Regions from separate parts of the Mus musculus genome. Here regions 2 and 3 are each linked to region 1. Evidence: chromatin loops called from intact Hi-C (ENCODE). Cell type or tissue: heart. All regions are shown on one strand.

Evidence for each region. Hi-C counts contacts between places; a loop is a spot of excess contacts. Peaks named below come from ENCODE experiments on the same cell type or tissue, not always from the same donor. Only the 100,000 strongest peaks of a DNase experiment are listed, where the experiment ranks them.
Region 2: it touches region 1 in a loop (1.8-fold over the local background); 2 of 42 quality-filtered maps call a loop at or near these places.
Region 3: it touches region 1 in a loop (2.2-fold over the local background); 3 of 42 quality-filtered maps call a loop at or near these places.

The regions. Positions count from the first base shown.
Region 1 is chr5:53,428,550-53,431,049 of GRCm38, forward strand. No RefSeq gene overlaps it. Among named protein-coding and RNA genes, the nearest start is that of Gm40304, 120 kb to the right of the region's middle. In heart, a CTCF peak has its summit at 1,258 (motif pointing left); a DNase peak (open chromatin) is centred at 1,332.
Region 2 is chr5:53,376,662-53,379,161 of GRCm38, forward strand. No RefSeq gene overlaps it. Among named protein-coding and RNA genes, the nearest start is that of Gm40303, 110 kb to the left of the region's middle. In heart, a CTCF peak has its summit at 1,206; DNase peaks (open chromatin) are centred at 450 and 2,130; H3K27ac peaks cover 300 bases; H3K27me3 peaks cover 700 bases.
Region 3 is chr5:53,588,195-53,590,694 of GRCm38, forward strand. It overlaps Rbpj (recombination signal binding protein for immunoglobulin kappa J region), which reads left to right and starts at 2,292. Exons shown (of 11, transcript NM_001080927.2): 1 at 2,292-2,500. In heart, a CTCF peak has its summit at 1,141; DNase peaks (open chromatin) are centred at 1,287 and 2,197; H3K4me3 peaks cover 2,386 bases; H3K27ac peaks cover 2,259 bases.

The sequences.
Region 1 (2,500 bases):
ACTGTTAGTTTGAGTATGTTTCTTGCATCTTGGTTCAATCCTGTTTTCTTATTTCTTCTCTCTCATTTGCCAGGTAATAAATGTGATCCTTTTGAGCCATATTTGGTACTCACTAGCACCCCAAAATTATCCTAACTAATGCAGAGAGTAAAGCAGACTCTCCTCCATTGAAGTTTCAAAGCCACCTAATAGTTTGATACATCAAAGGTGGTGACCACACTGGACTAGATATGACATGAGCTAAGGTGCCCAATAGAAGACACCATTCCTCAATGGTAGTTAGCAAATGTGTTGATCAAAAACTAAAACAGAAGGGTTGGGGATACAATTCAATAGTAGAACACTTGTCTAGCATGCACAGGGCCCTAGGTATGACCCCAGAGCTAAAAATGATAACAGCAAACCAAAACAAATACCCGAACCTGCCAAACCAACCAAAAAGCAAAGTGCAAACCATATAGTAATTAGTTTGGCAGCTAGGGCGATTGTGTGAGGGTTAATGCAGGCACCTTCAAGCTCCCTAACATATTCAAGGATCCAATTCCACTGACAAGATGGGATAAGAATTAACAGAATATGCTTCATCGCCATGAAATTCAATTGTTTTCAAGAAGCAGTTGGTGAGATGAAAGCTGAATTCCACACCAGTGAGGAAATCATCTCAAAAAGGTTGCACATCAGGCACAAGCTCACAGAACAAATTCCACAATTTGAATCAACACCAAATCCTGATAAAAGGATATTTCAATGTCATGATGTTTTCTTAATGAATGTTCTTGCCTTCGTCAAAACAAATGCATCCTTGCTTTTTGCCAAGAATTTTTCTAGCAGTGCATGAGAAATTAAGGCATATTTTCAGTAACACCCACTTACCCAAGATAACCAAAGATAACCTATTAGGAATGTTAGTACCAGGAAGTTTCCTTCTAAATATAAATTCTCTGTGTCTACAATCCATCCCTTCGCTTTCATGACAAATTTATGTTTTTATTTTTGAAGCTTAATCCACATACCCTCCTTAAACACAAATAATAATAAATGACACTTAAATTAATTCAATATCAGAGTGATTGAACTAATTTTTATTGTTAGATTATTCAGTCTTTCCAGTTTGAACCAGTTGGCCTTGTCTTTGGAGTGCAAGCAAATCAGTAAGCCTGGCAGAGAAGAGGCACACATTTTTCCAAGGATGGGTCAGAAAATGTGTGATTTTTTTTCCCCCTGCAGGCTATTGGCTTACTCACTGCAAAGAGAAAATCTCCAGAGACTCTGAAGTACAACTGAATAACATCCTAAGCTTGGATGTTTATCAAAACTCTGGCAAAAGCAGGCCAGAAATGGACTCTCTTCTAGCGAGGCTGCCAACATTTTCTGTCTTCATAGGATTGGACTATCTCGAGAAGAGTGTCCTGGTGACTGGGACCAGCTGGATCTAACTGACAAAACGCTTGGAAGAGGAGAAAACCAAGCAACCAAGAGGGTAGAGTGTATGCTGTTTGGAGCTGCAGAGAGATGATCATTTCGGCTGCTAAAAACCAAGCACACTTGTTCTTCTTTCTACAAATCCAAAGAGCTTTAGCCTGCCTTCTTACGGTTGTGCTCCGGAAAAGTGACCTGCAAGGATGCCCTCATGCTATTACTAGTGTTGTCTGCAAAGTTACCTATGCAATAGCTTACGACCACGGCATGCTATGTATCTATCTCAGCCATTGCTAAATGACTGTGTGTCAACAAGCTGGGAGGAAACCACAAAGCAACCTCTGATAAATAATAGTCTGATTATGAGTCATCTTCCCCTGAGCCACCGAGGGCTATCCTCAGTTACTTCAAAGAAATGGACAAAAATCTACTGGGAGAAAAGGAGTCAAAAGAGCCACTAGAGAGCGTTAACCTAACTCTGTGGTAAACATATTGATCAAAACCCATCTCTTCCAGCTTCCTTGTGTGTGTGCTTGTGTGGCACAGGTCAAAAAGTGAAATAATATTTTCTAGGCTCCCTTGCAACTAAAGTCATGGCTATCATTTGGATTTTACTCAGTAGATCACTGGTGAAAGATTTTAGGTGGATGAATGCTGCTTGTCTTTTCTGCTAGTTTTGGAAGCAAATCCGACTGTCCTGGAATTATCATGAGCCGAGATTTCAAAGATTTCATTCTTTGATTTTTTGGGAGGCACAGGGCAGGAATCGAGCCTTCTATCTTACAAGTGTGGGTTGTTGTGGCACAAGAGCTGGCAAGTAAGTGGTGGGCTTCCTGAGCGTGACACATTCTTGACCCCATAAGTGTCTGTTATGTCCTATTTCTCTCCTCCTCTCCTCCTCCTCTTCAATTGTGTTCATTTATTTGTGTGTGTGTGTGTGTGACTGCTTTACCTACTTGTATGTCTATGCACCATGTGGATTCCTGCTACCTTTAGAAGCCAGAAAAGGGTCCCCTGGGACTAGAACTACAAATAGTTGTGAGCCACCATGTGCTTGCTGGGAATCAAACCCAGGTCCTTT
Region 2 (2,500 bases), 52 kb before region 1:
GCTAAGACAGCCAGTGTAACTGGAGATGGGCTTGATGGGGGGATGAAGGAATGAGCGAATGAGTGAGTTAATGAGTAAAGGTTCAGGGTCAAGTAGGGGCTCTCTTTTCCATGGGGGAGATCTGAGAAAGTTTATATAGCAAAAGAGAAGTTCAGGAGAAGATAACGCCCTCGGGGAAGGATAGAAATACCTCAAAGGGCCCTCTCCGTTCTACTCTCCTGTTGACACCAGTATCTGGCCCTCCCATCAGCCACTTAGCCTGGAGCCCAATTAGGGCAAAGACTCAAATTCTTCCCGCCATGGCCCCATGAAGTCTGGCTTCAGGGCTGCAGCCCATTTGGAAACCGGTCTTCAGTTCATTTGTGTGTTTTTTCAATTTGATTATTAAGTGCCGTTTAACACGGGCAAGGGGAAGGCCTGTTTTCATTCCTCAATTCGCCTTCCTCTCTGGCCTGCATGCCTCCCTAGTGAGTAATGGGGAGGGCTGCTTTTCTGGAACACGAGGGGAAACTTCCAGCAAATTGCAAAAGCATGTCTCTTCCTTGAAAAATCCTTTCACACTTGTTTAGTGCTGGGTTTGTAAAGTTCAGGAAAAGCCTCCGTAAACAGGCTCTGAATGGCCCTGCGTTTCTCTGCTCTCCTGGAGAACTTTCCTTTTTTCTCCTAAGGTGGTCTCTGGCCTGAAGGGATGGTAATGGAAGCAGAAAGAGCAGAGGGTAGTGGTATATCCCTCAGAAGGATAAACACACTTTAGAGCTGTCAGGACAGCAGGCTGGAGGAGCCCAGGAGGGGCCCCATGCCACCATCCCTCAGTCCCCACATGGCTGGGATAGCAAGGAAGACAGAAAGCTAACTAATAAGGTCCAGGAAGAGTATGACATTCTTCATATAGGAGCTTGCAATGCAAGGGGAGGAAATGGGAGACTGGGACAATAATGAATGTCAGAATTGCCTACAAAGGGTTCTGCCTAAAAGTCAGAGGCGGCTTTTAGTCCTCTGGCTTTCTCTGCACCATCTGTATTCCTCTAGCCAGAGAAATGCAGAGTTCTGAAAGAGGATGAGTGAGGAGCTCCACTCCTGCAGAGATACACTCATTCTTCCTTGGGCTGTTGACAGACAAGGTGGCTTTCTAAAAGGTAGGCAGGCAAGGATAGAGGGTGGGGCTCCTGGTAGCCAGTGGAGACCATTGGGGTCACTTCCAGAGCAAACCAGGGGAGGCGCTGTAAGAGCTCTGTGGGCAGTGCTCTAGTAACAGGCCTTCCTGTCAGTTACTGATCTAATCTCTGTTACTGTGACCAATTGGTCCCAGTCCATGAAAGGCTGCCTCTGCAGTGCATCTGTTACTGGTCCTCTTGGTCCACCACTGACATAGCAGGAAAAGTGGCCCCACCCACCTAATTCCCATTTCTCTGTCTTCTTTTTGAGTGTCCTACGCATTTTCTTTCTCATCCATACCAAACAAACAAACAAAAAAAAACAAACAAACAAACAAAAATGCTCAAGAAGAAATTGGGCATGGTTGTGCATGCCAGTAATCCCAGCACTTGGGATGTGGAGCTAGAGGGATCAGGAATTCAAAACCAACCTCTATGTAGCAAGTTCAAGGTCAGTCAGGACTACATGAAACCCACAGTCAAAACAACATCAAGAACAGGAACAGGAACTAAGAAAAGGCAGGTTGTGCTGTTGGGACAAAGACCTGAAATGGGCCAGGAGACTGAAGATGGGGGAGGGGGGCAGGGATATCAGGAAAGGGACAACAGAGTGTCTCCTCCAGCCCTGGGAATTCTCTGAAGTCCTGTGTGCCTTCTTCATACAACATAGCACTCAGGGAGGATAGCCATCAGATCTTGGTCCAGCCATGCCCCCATGGTGCTCAATAATCTAACAAAGGCTATGTGTATGACAGGAGAGCAAGGACCTTTAATCTGCTGGAGCCCAGGGCATCTGCCAGCCATCGGAGAACCAACTGTCTCCTTTTCCCCCATCAGAAACTGGGCTGCCGCCAAAGCGCCCTTTCCTCTTGCTTATGAAGCCCAGGATCCCCCTGCTCTGCAGGCTGCTGCCTCCTCTTCCCCTCCTAGCTAGCCCAGCCTCTTCTCTCTGTTCCGCCTTCTCCTCACCCCATCTCTTTTTCTCTTCCTCTTTCCATGCCTCTGATCTCCCAATGCCCCCATCCTTCCTGTTCCCTTGGCAGAGGGCAATGGTGTCATCAGGGGTTGGCCCTGGGTCTCCTCTAGCTCAGAACTGACTGGCTTCATGCGAAGTCTCTGTATACAGCTTCAGTGAAGACAGCTTCTCTCAATAGCTCTCTCATCCGTCCAGTTTGCGAATGGAGAAACTGATGCTGAGAGAGATGACACTACCTCCTCTCAAGGTCTTCTGCTGATGTAATTTTGCTCAAGGAATCATTCACTGAACACATCTGATCCCCTCTTCTTGGAAAGTTCCAGTCTGCATGATTGCACCAGGGCTATTAACTGAAGTGCTACCTTCTGTA
Region 3 (2,500 bases), 160 kb after region 1:
AAAGGCATTTTACCTCCGCAACACTCTCTTGTTCTGGATGAGACATGTTTTGACATAGCGTATTAAATGGGCATACGTCCTTTTAAAAATGGGAAGTAAATAAATAAAGCGATAGGCAAACACATATCGCATACCCTTAACAAACCTTCAGTAAGCAAAGCTTTATTTCAACCAGGAGACATTAGCTATTAGAGGGTTCACTGTCCTTTAAATGTCAAAACCCAGTCTTCATTTGTGGGTGCATGATGCTAGCAAGACACTAGTCCTACACAGCACCACGCCAATCTGAAAAGTGGCAGAGTGAAGAAGGGTTCTGACAGCTCTTGGGCAAGTAAATGAATTCAAAAAGGGTGCGTGGAGAACAGCAGCCACTAACGTATCTGATGAAACAGTACCTAGAACGGGATGCTTGCTACAAAAGAATAGAAAGAGGAAGGAAACAAAACTGGCGTTTTAAGTCATCTGGGGGGGAGGGGAGACAGAAACTGGTATGTATGTAGGATTCCTTTAAAGGCTAGGAACAGACTAAGGGGAAGCTATTTAAATCGTGTTCTCGTACCACAATGCAAACGTTTGAGATCGCTAAGCTCAGCTTTCCCGGAGCCTTGCCGGCTCACAAAGCCATCGAAGACACTATAAAGGAAAACAAAACAAAACAAAAAACAAAACAAAAACAAAACAAACAAACAAACAAAAAAACCCCAAACCAACCATTGCTAGAATAGTTAAGGGAATCCAAACTTGTTGTAGAGCAAGTGAAGTGGAGGCCAGACTAGGTGACTCAGATGCATGACTCAAAGCCGACACGGGGCTGGCTGACAGCTCCCGGAGGCGGGGGGCACCACGTCTGTCACATTTCAGGAAAGTACCAGGCTCGGGAGGGCGACAGGAAGCCTCCCCGGCGCGTGCGTGAGTGTGCCGGGGCGGCCTCAGCCCGCCGCTCCCCGCCACGCGCCCACCGCCCCGCCCCGCCCCGCCTCGCGGGCGCCTGTCGGACCCTGCCTTCCGCGTCCCGGGAGCCGCACGGGACGAACACCTGTCGGGGCCCCGGCTCTGCGCGATGTAGGGCGCACGCCCAGCCGCCCGCGGGGTGGGTAGGAGAGCGCGTTCTCGCGAGGCTTAGGAAATTTCCCACGGCCCGTGTTGTGTCTGAGCCGAGCGGTGGAAGGCGCTCGGGAGGAGGTGTAGCGTGAGACTCCGGCTGCCCGCATTGCGCACATGCGCAGTGGCGCGAGCGCGCCGCGCCAATCCTGCGGCGCTCCGGAGCGGGTCTCGGGCGGGCTGATCCAGTTCTCCGGGTTTTTTGTGGCTCCCTGCGGGAGGCAGGCAATGCAGGAGCTGGGAAATCTCTTGGAAAGCAAAGGGCCGGGAAGGGGGGGGGGGGGGAGCAGGGAGGATCAGCAGGTAGGGGACCGGAGGGACAGGTCTCGGGCCACCACCTGCCGAGAGGTGTCCCAGGCAAGACAAGCATCGGGCGACAGCATCGGGCCACCGCCGGAGGAGCTGTTTCTAGGCAGTTACCTACACGTCTGCACCCACACCTACATCCTGCAAGCTGGCTGCTGCCATGAGTTCCCCAGGCAGTCGGAGCTGGGCGGGTAGCTCGCTCCCAAGTGCCCGGGCTTGTAGTGGTGGCTCTGGGGACAACCATTCGGGGCTCTGACGTGTGGGTGCAAAGTGAACATCGGGGGGTTAGGGGGGACACCTTTGCGCGAGGCTGACCTCGGGATGACCCCAGCTCGCATCGGGGAGAAGCGGCGAAAGGCACAGAGCTTATCCCCTAATGCTTTTCCCCTGCAGAGCTCTTGGGAAGGGTCAGCTCACGCGGCGATCACGCCTGTCTCGCCGCGTGTGCGGGTCGTGCGGGAGCAAATGAATGGAGACAGTCGCTGGCAGGTCACCGGGGACCGGGGCTCTGTCCCGATCTCCGCCGCTCCGGCACCTGATACTGAGATTAGCATAAGGGAGGTGTCCAGTGAACGTCGGAATGAATGAAAAAGGCTGGGAACCCGCGGCGAGCGGGAAGCCACTTGGAAAACACCCACTCGAGGAGGCGTCTCCTCTAGGCCTGTGAGACGCTCGCATTTTCCCAGGACCCCTCCTCCCGGCCCCGGGGCCCCGCCTCCTGACCCCTCCAGTCCCGGTCCCCGTAGTAATGCCCTCCGGTTTTCCTCAGTCTCCACGTACGTCCCCGAGGGCGCGTCCCAAAACCCGGATAACCGGAGCGCTCCCCATGGACTACTCGGAGGGCTTGTCCGCGGAGGAGCGGCCTGCGCATGCTCCATCGGCGGGGTAGGTTTCTAGGGAAAGGCAGTGAGCAGATCCCTTAGTCCGCGGGCGGCGCGAGGCGGCTGGCTCCCGGCGGCGGCGGCGGCGAAGCGGGGAAAGACGGCGCGGGGGCCGGGTGGCAGCGATCGGCGAGGCCGAGGGAAGGGGCGGGGGAGAGGAGCAGGGAAAGGCGGCGGGGGGAATCTCGCGAGGGTTGGAGTTTTGGCGAGAG